Linked DNA regions of Homo sapiens: region 2 is linked to region 1. The links are chromatin loops, found by intact Hi-C in ENCODE. Cell type or tissue: CD14-positive monocyte. All regions are shown on one strand. Links, peaks and the distances in the headings refer to the core of each region. The heading gives the core; the rest is flanking DNA.

Region 1 (5,382 bases), core at 328-5,327:
CTGGCCCACTTTGTGCCACCTATACTGTATTCACTGTAAATGCATAATTTCATTTAATCTATACAATAATCCTATAATGTGGCTGTAATGATGCCCATACTACACATTAAGAAACCAGGGCTCGGGGGGATTAGTGCTAATAAGTGGAGTGTCCAGATAGAAACTTGAGCCTAAGGTAAGCAGGGACTTCATTCCTGTTGAATTTCATTATATTGGGTTTGCTCCAGAGTTCCAGCCTTTCAAAGTCGTTTTCAATCCTGTTTTTTCAGGTCATGTATTTGCGAGGTTAGGAAAACCTACTCTGTTGTGATGAGATGCAGAACACTTAGAAGACACTCTTCTTGCCTACAAGTAAATTTACTATATAAAGTAGTAAGACCACATATCTGTGAAGCTAATTATATTCTTGATTCTGGGCATGAAAAGCAGAAAGAAAAAGGGATTTTTTTTCCATCTGTATCTGATTTATACAGGGACTCCCTAACTTAACACAGGAAGGGTGAATTATTAGGCAGATTTTGATAATTTAAAGACACAGTTTGCCCTAGAAATAATGTTTTTCACTGGTAATCAGATCATCTGGCCATCTGCAATGCCTGTTTGACCCACAGTATACCTGGTATGTGCTAGTAAAAATACTGTTCCAACTCCGCCATGGGTGTGTTGCAGATGACTATAGCAGGGCAGGTCCTAGTAATGCTTCTGTCTCCCCCATGGTTGCAGTAAGTCTTTTTTTTAAGTCTGTAAGAGATCACAGATCTGCTTACTTGTTTAACATGCCCCAATAATGAGTTCTTGGCATTTGTAAATCCAGTCATTATTTTCCTGATGAGAGGTGAGCTTTTTAAAAAAAAAATCCTTCAGCAACTTGCTTTATTTTACTTGAAACTATGTATATCATAGGGATATATCTCCATGCTACTGCATATGAATTTATTGTTTTATCTACTGCACAGAATTTCAGACCATGATGCCCCGTGATTTATACAATAATTTCCCTTTGGATGGACATTAAAAGTTTCCATTTTTTCCTTCATGACAAGTAATGTTTTAGTGAATATTCTCATTCATATACCTTTGTACTGTTGGAATATTTCAGAAGAATTTATTTCTATAACTGAAATTGACATATCAAAGAATATATACACTTAAAATTTTGGTTGCCCTCCAAAAAGGTTATAACAACTTATATTCCCACCAAAATGTGTGGTAAATAGGGATTATCATTTTGTTTTCATTGGCATTTCCTTTATTATTATTATTTTAATTGACACATAATACTTTTACTTATTGATGGGGTACAGTGTGATATTTTGATACATGTATGCAGTGTATAATGATCAAATCATGGTAATTAGCATATTCATCACCTCAAGTATTTATCATTTCTTTATGTTGACGTGAACAGAAACCACATCAAATTTTAGAACTGCAGAACCCTTGAGATTTCAATATCCCTCTTCTCTCCTGCCAGTTTCATGCCAGACATTGAAAACTTGGGTTTTAGAGCAGAAGTATGTCTCAATACAATTGACTCTTGCAGAAACTCCTTCCTATGTAAATAGCCATTTCTGCACTTTTCTTCACCTGCCTTGCAATGCAAGGAGTTCCTTCCAGTACTTACCTTGCTTTCTCTGAGCCTGGTTCTGTTTGCTTTGACATTTATAGAAGGCTCAACTTCTTCTCTCAGCACTTTTGACATTCTGTGGCTCTTTGGGAAAGGGTTCATAAAAAATGGAATTAACATCTATGGAAATAATATATGGCTCTCCAGATAGAACCACTCATCAGGGGCCGGTTGCCTAGGGAACTGGAAGAGAACCATGTGGGAGGCTCCACACAAGACCCTGTACCTCTTTCTTTCTGCCGTCTCTCACTTTTGTCTACTCTACGTTCTCATGCAAACTTACGTACTCTGCCTGAGTTGAAAGCTGAGGCCTGTGCAGATGAGGTCTCTAAGAACGTAAAGACATTCCCAAATTTCAAACTTGATTTCTGATGTACAGCTCACTTCTTTCCGTCACATCCATATTATCACTGGGGCATGATCAGAAACTTCATGGCAGGGGCCCACCTGGAACCCACACCCCTAGAGATGCAGGAGAAGACATCCTGCAAGCGTGTGTGTGTGAGTGTGTGTATGTGAGTGTGTGTAATTAAATGTGTGTACATGTGGAATTCAAATGAATGCTGCATTAATCATCGACACAAATTTGGGGTACTTCCTGTGTTAGGCACCGTTGATGAAAAGATACCATTCTTGTCCCTATTACAATGACTGATGATTAGCATGATGGGATGGCATTCAAGTGCAGTAGGTGTTTAGAAGAGGGAACCCCTGAGAACTCACACTTCACAGAGGAGTGTGAGTTTTGAGATGGGTTATAGAGGAAGAGTACAATTTAGCCAGGCAAGGAGGTAGGGGAAAGTGTACCAGTCAGAGGGAAAAGCATATTACACAAGGGAGGGAAGAGCCAGCATAATGTGCTCTGCAAGCTGCCAGTACTCTGAAGCTGCACTGAGGAATGCGGAAAGATGACGGTAAAGAGTAAGCTAGTGGTTCCATCATGAAGGCCTCATATGCCATGCTATGAATTTTGTTTTATACTCTAGGCAAAGGGAAACTACTGAAAAATTTCAGGCTGTTGAAAAGACACTGCCGGACCTATTGGGCACCAATGCTGAGGCATATGTGCTAAAAATAATGCAAATCAGAGGGAAGTAGGATTCTTTCTTCATCATTGGAAAAAAAAAATAAAGCTCTTACCTCAGCTTTGGGTAGAAATCTTTGCTTTCCTCCGGAAATACAGCTTCATCTTCTCCTTTGTGGTTTTTGTGCTGGTGCTTTCTTAATCTGGTCTTGCAAGCAAAGCTACCAGATGGCTTTCGTCCTGCGCACTGTCCCAGCCATGCTCACATGTCGGGTTGATGAATGAACTCCTCCCTTATTCATCTGACCTTTGCATCACCACCTTCCTGACTGGGCAACTTCGGCTTTCTCGACCGAACCATCATGCATGAAGATTTGCAAGCCCCTGTGGGAGCAGACCACTTTACTCTAAATCACTTGTCAGAAGCACCGAGAGGCCACTACTTAGTGGAACAATAGAAACAGTTTTTATATTTTGGGCTTTGACTGGAATAAATTGTGATCACACTGAAGTTAGGTCTTTCTCTCTACTCTTTGTTCCTTTTACTTCTTCCTTTTTCCCTTTGTCATTCTCCTCTATTTTCTTCACTTTTCCAAAACTTTTAGTTGCATGGACCTGCTTTGGAGTAAACAGACCTTTCTGCTTGTTAGAACTTTTTCTCCCGGCTGGGTGCAGTGGGTCACATTTGTAATCCCGGCATTTTGGGAGACCGAGATGGGAGGATTGCTTGAGTCTAGGAGTTTGAGACCAGCCTGGGTAATATAGTGAGACCCCATCTGTACAAAAAATAAAAAAATAAATTAGCTGGATATGGTGGCATGTGCCTGTGGTCCCAGCTACTTGGGAGGCTGAGGTGGGAGGACCACTTGAGCCTAGGAGGTCAAGGCTTCAGTGAGCTGTGATCACTCCTCCGTACTCCAGCCTAGGTGACAGAGCAAGACCCTGTCTCAAAGAAAAAAAAAAACAAAAACAAAACCTTCTTTTCCTAATAAAAGGAGATAAAAAGATTGCACCATCCCTCCAGCCTTAGTCGACCAGAGTGCACCCTGCGTTGGGGAGGGCATGGTTGCCAGAAACCACCCTGTGCATTTCCACCGGCGTGGCTCAATCCTCACCCAAGGCCATTCAGGATTATGGCTGGCAGTTTGGGTGTGAAGTTCTTGAGGGCACTGGTGGAAAGAAAGAACTGGGAAGAAAAAGAACTGCTGAGAATGAGGGGGATGGCAGAGCAAAGCAGGTACTTGGGGAAAAGAAGGAAGGAGATGTAAGAATGGAGGGGAGAACAATCTAGGAATAGAAAGGAAAAGGGGAAATAAATTGGGAAGAAGTACACCATGTAGAGAAGAAGGGTCTTGAAAGGACAAGATAAAACATGGTTCTCCTAGTAGACCCTTTGGCACTGATGGAGACCTCACGGAGAGCACAATAGGCTATGGGTAAGGAGCTAGATATCTACCTACAACTTTTACTAGCAATTGCCAAGAAATGGATTGCAAAGTCCTCCTGATAAGGCCCTGGAGGTCGAGAATTGGGTGCTGTTTGCTTCATTCTTTCTCCCTCAGTGGCCACACCCTGTGGGCCTCTGTGTTGGCTGAAAAACCCGTGCCAATTGCATCGGACGTTTCAGTTCACCGAAACACAAAAGAATGGAAGAATAGTCTCCATGTCCTGGCCGCTGTTCCTTGCAGCTATTTTCCCTAAACAGTGGAGCAACTTAAAATAGCCATCCTTCTGTCTACTTTTATTTATGACGGTTTTTGTGTTTAATTCACAACTTCTTCTGATGTGCCCTCAGCTCTGTGCAGCCTGGCCAGCGCTGTGCAGGGTGCCCTCCAGGAAGAGCGCCAGGCAGTTGAAAACTTCTGCCAACACTGGGAAATGTGTTGGCTGCCCGGGAGATTCCACCCACAAGTAACTGCAGTGGTATTTTTTTAAATGTCTCTGTTGGGGCACAGGCAGGACTGAGTCTCAACTGGGCAGCAGCAGGGGGTATCCTTTCTCATTGATCAGTGCCAGAGCGTTTGTTAAATTTTTGGATTATCACCCGTGGATAGTGGGTTAGGGCTGAAGATGTGCACAATTCTATATTCTCTTTTTGGTTGAGTTGGTATTTGGGATGTGGGTTGTTTCAATGTCCAGATGAAACCACAGCTTTCTCAGTGGGGAAGGAGTTAAAGCCCCAACCCGCCCCGCCACCCTATTTCCCCCAGCCCCACTCCTCACCAGGTTCCAGCCCAGGAGTGAGTGCTTCCTAAGCACCCAGCTGGTGGTGTCCTTCTGATCCAGGCCCTGTCTTTCTTGGGCCGCTCATCAGCTTTTGTCTCTTTGGATGGCAAGTGCTCCAAGCTCAGGCTCTGAATAGACAAAGGATTAAAAGCTTTGGAAATAAAAAATAGGTCTTCAAAGCTGCCAGCAATGGCCAAGGATTCCCTCCAGTGCAGCAGGGTCCAACAACCCAGCCCAGCGCACTTCTCCCAAATGTTTTGGGAGGCTCCTTTCCTTTGAGCAACAAGGCCTGTGTTGTCTGTGGGTCTCATACTTGGAGGCCGAAGAATAAGCATTGCTGGAAGGGGCGAGAAAGGTGGCTTCTGTGCTGCCCAAGACACCGCAGATTGCAGGGGATACGCCTGTAACTGGCATATCCCAGCGCACACTGTTAGATCTAGCCAGGGAATGCAAGCTTGCTGGGGGTTCCAGTCCTAATTCCTACGGGTTCTTTATGAGTTTCAGG
Region 2 (5,382 bases), core at 194-5,193, 57 kb after region 1:
GCTGGAGTGCAGTGGCACAATCACAGCTCACTGCAGCCTCAACCTCCGAGGCTCAAGTGATCCTCCTACTTTAGTCTCCTGAGTAGCTGGGACTTCTGGCATCAGCTACCATACCTGGCTAATTTATTTTAAATTTTTTATAGAGATGGTGGTCTCACTGTGTTGCCCAGGCAGGTCTTGAACTCCTGGCCTCGAGTGATCCTCCTGCCTTAGCCTCCTGAAGTGCTGGGATTACAGTGTGAGCCACTGCGCTAGGCTGAATTAGAAGATGTTAAAGGTTCTGTTCCAGGCTCTTTCATTCTATGGTCCTATATTCTAAATCCTATTTTTTTCTTTTGAGATGGAGACTCGCTTTGTCACCCAGGATGGAGTACAGTGGCATGATCTTGGGTCACTACAACCTTCACCTCCTGGCTTCAAGCGATTCTCGTGCCTCAGACTCCTGAGTAGCTGGGACTCCGGGCACCTGCCACCAGGCCCGGCTAATTTTTGTATTTTTAGTAGAGATGGGGTTTCGCCATGTTGGCCAGACTGGTCTTGAACTCCTGACCTCAGGTGATCCACCCACCTCGGCCTCCCAAAGTGCTGGGATTACAGGTGTGAGCCACCATGCCCAGCCTCTAAATCCTATTCTAAGTATCTTATATTTAGATATATATATTTGATGTGTGTGTGTGTGTTTCCAGCTTACTGGAGCAATCAGTCCAAGCATTTCCAAGATTCCTGGTGTTTTCAGAGTGTGATGTCCAAGTATATGTATGTGCTGCTACCGCTCACTTCTGTGACATGTGTATGATAATGTAGAATTCAGGGCTTTGAGCCCCAGACTTCAGCCATTCATCTTGCCAGAATCTACCTGTGAATGAGGTTAAGCACTATTTAAGCTGACATTCTTCTCCAAAATATATACATTTTGCTTATTTGACACGTTACGTTCTATATTATTATAAACATGCAGACTGAGGGGTTTTGCCACAAATCACTCCATGTGATTTTAGCTTTGCCAAAGAGATGCTTTGAGACTCTGGGTGGTCAGCCCACAGAATAAATTGTCCCTTCAGTCTGGCTTCAGGCTACCCACTTTCCACCCATTCTGGCCTACTGCAGTCACCTCCGCTTATGGCCACAGAACTGCATTCTGCTTTTAGTCCTAAGGAAAGCCTTGAGTACTGTATGTGAAGAATTCCAGTGACCTGGAAAAACAAATGGAGAAAGGCGATAAAGATTATCTCCTTTCTTATCACTCAGTTATTTCTCTGCCTGGTTGATACATCCTTTTTATTTATTTAACTTAAAATGACTTAAAAGGAAACGCAAGGGGAAAATATTAAGCAGGACTTCTAAGCCCAAAGAAGTCATATTTATATAATTTCCCAATTAACTGAGAAGTCAAGAATATCAAATATCCTATCATTATACATTCAGGAATCATAGATCTCAAATTTTATAAACAAAAATGGAATCAAACCCCCCATATTACTGGCAGAAATGAACGAAATGTATGTCCACAAGATTAAACTGCTCAGGCATTGTTGACATCTCCAGAAGAATCTCACAAGGTGAAAAGAGTTACACAAAAAACCAAATGTGAAAGTAAACTACTTTTCTTTCCAACTTCATCTCTATCTGGCGTCAGGCTGAGATTGTCACAGGCTGAGATTTTGAACTCATTGTGACTCATCTGTTATGTAAGCTGTAAGAGTTGGGACTTTGTCTCTTCTCTGCACTGCTATGTTGCCATCACCCAGATGATACCTGGCTCATAGCAGGAGTGCTATGGATGCCTGGTGTGAGTGAGTGAGTGAGACTATTTTCTAACTCTCCCTTCTAAGTAGCATCCCATTTTTACTCTCACCAATCGATGGTTTCCTCTGAATTCTCTTTCATCACTAGGTTTATTTAATTGAGGCCACTCAATGTATATATATATATGTATTTTTGAGATGGAGCCTCGCTCTGTCACCCAGGCTGGAGTGCAGTGGCATGATCTTGGCTCACTGCAAACCTCCACCTCCTGGATTCAAGCAATTCTCCTGCTTCAGCCTCCCAAGTAGCTGGGACTACAGGTGCCTGCCACCATGCCCAGCTAATTTTTGTATTTTTAGTAGAGACAGGGTTTCGCCATGTTGGCCAGGCTGGTCTCGAACTCCTGACCTCAGGTGATCCATCTGCCTCAGCCCCCCAAAACGCTGGGATTACAGGCATGAGCCACTACGCCCGGCCTTCATACTCATTTTTTTTAAATCCCAAAATACACATTTGGTGTGGGGGAGTCAGTTCTACCCTGTCCCCACCCTTTGACTAAACTTCAACTGTCCTTTCCCGCTGCCTCTGGTTTTGCGGGTGTTATTGTCCAAAGATACAGGGCCATACAGGCTGTCTCCTCGGGTGACCCGAGGACACCCTGTGGCCAGTGCGGTAATGAGTCATTGTTTATAGGAAGCACCCTCCGCTGCAGATGTTCTTCCAGACCCTCCACATGAGGCAGGCTTGTCCTCTCAGGCAGCAGCCACAAGCTTCTGTGCATGAATCTGCTTCTTAGACAAGATTGAACCTTCAAGGGGTGAGTCTGGAAGCACACCTGATTTATTCGTGGAAACGTAATCAAGAACTGTTATCCATGGCAAGGTGCTGTTCTGAGCAGCAGCATCCAAGTTAAGAAGCCCCATGTGAACTCATCCTAAAGAAAACTTGTTTTTAAGAATCTCTCTCCCAAAAAAGGGAGTGAAATGTAGGAGTCATTTTCAGTAAGATTAAGTTACTATTTCTTTCTAAAGCAATCAACCTTCTACAACTCACCCAGACAATCATAACCAGTTATTTGTAATTGTAGGTTCTTGTAAATGTATATCAAAAGTCTTTCACTTTCTCTTCCTGGCTCTTGGACTTGTTAGAGGCAAGATATTGAAATGTACAAGGTCCCTCTGGGTTCTCACAAGATCATGTGTGCGTGTGTGTGTGTGTGTGTGTGTATCATGTCCTCATAATGAATAGATATTCACACACATATATACACTCATGCCCAGAAGTCAGCATTCCAGTACACATTAGAAAGTTATTCATCTAACTGTCCCAAAGCAAGATTCGCTCCCTCTGCATTCTGATGAACCAGCCTAGTGAGTTTGGTTCATGGTAGCAAAGATCACAAGCGCGCAGGGAGATGCCGCATTATGCATTACTCTGCAAAACAGCTGCTCCTTTCTCTGAATAAGAGCATGTACTGATTTTTAAACTGCATTTTCATTCCAGGATAAATGACATGCTTCAATTTTGTTTTTTTATATTCTCTGCTGCTCTTGAGTAAAGAAAAGCTCTGCATTACTGTGCAAATAACATTCAATTTCTGTTTTGCTAAAAGAAATTGGAAAGCTGGACAGCCGGATAACTGGGGTCATGGCCATGGGCCAGGAGAAGACTGTGCTGGGTTGATTTATGCTGGGCAGTGGAACGATTTCCAATGTGAAGACGTCAATAACTTCATTTGCGAAAAAGACAGGGAGACAGGTGAGCAGTAGATGGGATTTAAGAGGGAGCTGCCAGCTTATGTCCTATGAAAGGGTGAGGGGTGGTGAGTACAAGGGCCCTGAATGCAGGCACTGCAATTAGGTTTCAGCCCTGGTTATGCCATTTATTAACTGGGCAGGTGATTAACCTCAGGGAAATAGTAATAGCATCTTCTTCACGAGGTTGTGAAGATTTAAATAAGTTAATAAATGTGCCTCACATGTAGGAAGTACTCAACGAATGCTAAACTAACTGACCCACATAAGTATCTTATATTGTGAGTTAATTGTTCTTTAAAATATAGCACCAGCCAGGCACGGTGGCTCACGCCTGTAATCCCAGCACTTTGGGAGGTGGAGGCGGGCAGATCACCTGATGTTGGGAGTTTGAGACCAGTCTGGCCAACACGGAGAAACCCCATCTCTACTAAAAATACAAAATTAGCCGGGCATGGTGGCGCATGCCTGTAATCCCAGCTACTCAGGAGGCTGAGGCAGGAGAATAGCTTGAACCCAGGAGGCAGAGGTTGTGGGGAGCCGAGATCGCACCATTGCACTCCAGCCTGGGAAACAACAGCGAAACTCCATCTCAAAAAAGAAAAGAGATATAGCACCAATGTTAGTTCTTTTCCGTAGACATCCATACACAGCTAATCCAGGTGGCCAAGCGTTCAATTCCACGTGTATCTATTGAGCATCTACTATAGGCCAGATCCTGTGATACATAATAGAGGGAGATGGTCTGTGCTGCTTATCAGCTCATAAGCCAAAGCAGCTTTTGGAGATTTTCTTGACTTCAAAGGCTATGTATCTAAAGCTTCATTTAACACACGACCCTCTTTGGAATGTGGCATCTTAGTTTTCTTCACCAGAATGAGATTAAAAGTTTGTGATAGGGGACAGAGGAAATGGGGAATGAATGCTAATGGGTATGGGGTTTCTTTTTGGGGTGATGGAAATGTTCTAAAATTAGATTAGATTGGTTCTAAATTGCATAACTTTGTGACTATACCAAAGACCACTGAATTATATGCTTTAAATGGGTGAATTATACAATTTGTCAATTATATTTCAATAAAGCTGTTCATATAAAAACAAAAACCTCAAATATATTTTGGTCAAACTATTTTTGGAAGTAACTGGGGCATAAATTATCCGTATTGCCATTCAACAGACAGTTACTGAGCACCTTTGATGTGTCAGGCATTGGTCCAAGTGCTAGGGACCTTAAGACACATAGGAACTCACAGCTGGGTCAGTTGAGGGGGAAAAACACAGATATCTAAACAAGGGATTATAATTGATGGTGACAAGTAACTCAGATTTGTCTTTTGTATGCTTTGTTTGGCCATTTGGGATTTGAGTAGGGACCAGGCTTTCCCAGAATAGGCTTTTCAAAATGAAACTTGGCTTTTCAAAATGAAACTTATCTTTTCATCCAAATAAGATCTTCTAGACATTTCTTTGAAAATATAAGCATTGTTGAATGATGTATTTTAGACACTGTCCTATAAAAATACACGTTCCCTTTTTTTGAATTGCACATTAACTTTATTATTTAAGAAAAACTAATGCCCATTCTTATTTCTCTCTTTTAGTACTGTCATCTGCATTATAACGGACTGTGATGGGATCACATGAGCAAATTTTCAGCTCTCAAAGGCAAAGGACACTCCTTTCTAATTGCATCACCTTCTCATCAGATTGAAAAAAAAAAAGCACTGAAAACCAATTACTGAAAAAAAATTGACAGCTAGTGTTTTTTACCATCCGTCATTACCCAAAGACTTGGGAACTAAAATGTTCCCCAGGGTGATATGCTGATTTTCATTGTGCACATGGACTGAATCACATAGATTCTCCTCCGTCAGTAACCGTG

Evidence for each region. Peaks named below come from ENCODE experiments on the same cell type or tissue, not always from the same donor. Only the 100,000 strongest peaks of a DNase experiment are listed, where the experiment ranks them.
Region 2: it touches region 1 in a loop (1.9-fold over the local background); 7 of 110 quality-filtered maps call a loop at or near these places.

Annotation. Positions count from the first base shown.
Region 1 is chr18:377,359-382,740 of GRCh38, reverse strand. All of the region lies in intron 2 of COLEC12 (collectin subfamily member 12), which reads left to right. It overlaps LOC107985155 (a long non-coding RNA gene), which reads right to left. Exons shown (of 2, transcript XR_007066264.1): 1 at 1-5,382. Among named protein-coding and RNA genes, the nearest start is that of THOC1, 110 kb to the right of the region's middle. In CD14-positive monocyte, for the core only: no CTCF peak of the experiment used is centred there; a DNase peak (open chromatin) is centred at 2,880; H3K4me3 peaks cover 3,161 bases; H3K27ac peaks cover 3,528 bases.
Region 2 is chr18:319,784-325,165 of GRCh38, reverse strand. It overlaps COLEC12 (collectin subfamily member 12), which reads left to right. Exons shown (of 10, transcript NM_130386.3): 9 at 3,359-3,504; 10 at 5,102-5,382. The coding sequence ends at 5,121. Among named protein-coding and RNA genes, the nearest start is that of THOC1, 54 kb to the right of the region's middle. In CD14-positive monocyte, for the core only: a CTCF peak has its summit at 2,445; DNase peaks (open chromatin) are centred at 1,695 and 2,435; H3K4me3 peaks cover 938 bases; H3K27ac peaks cover 1,748 bases.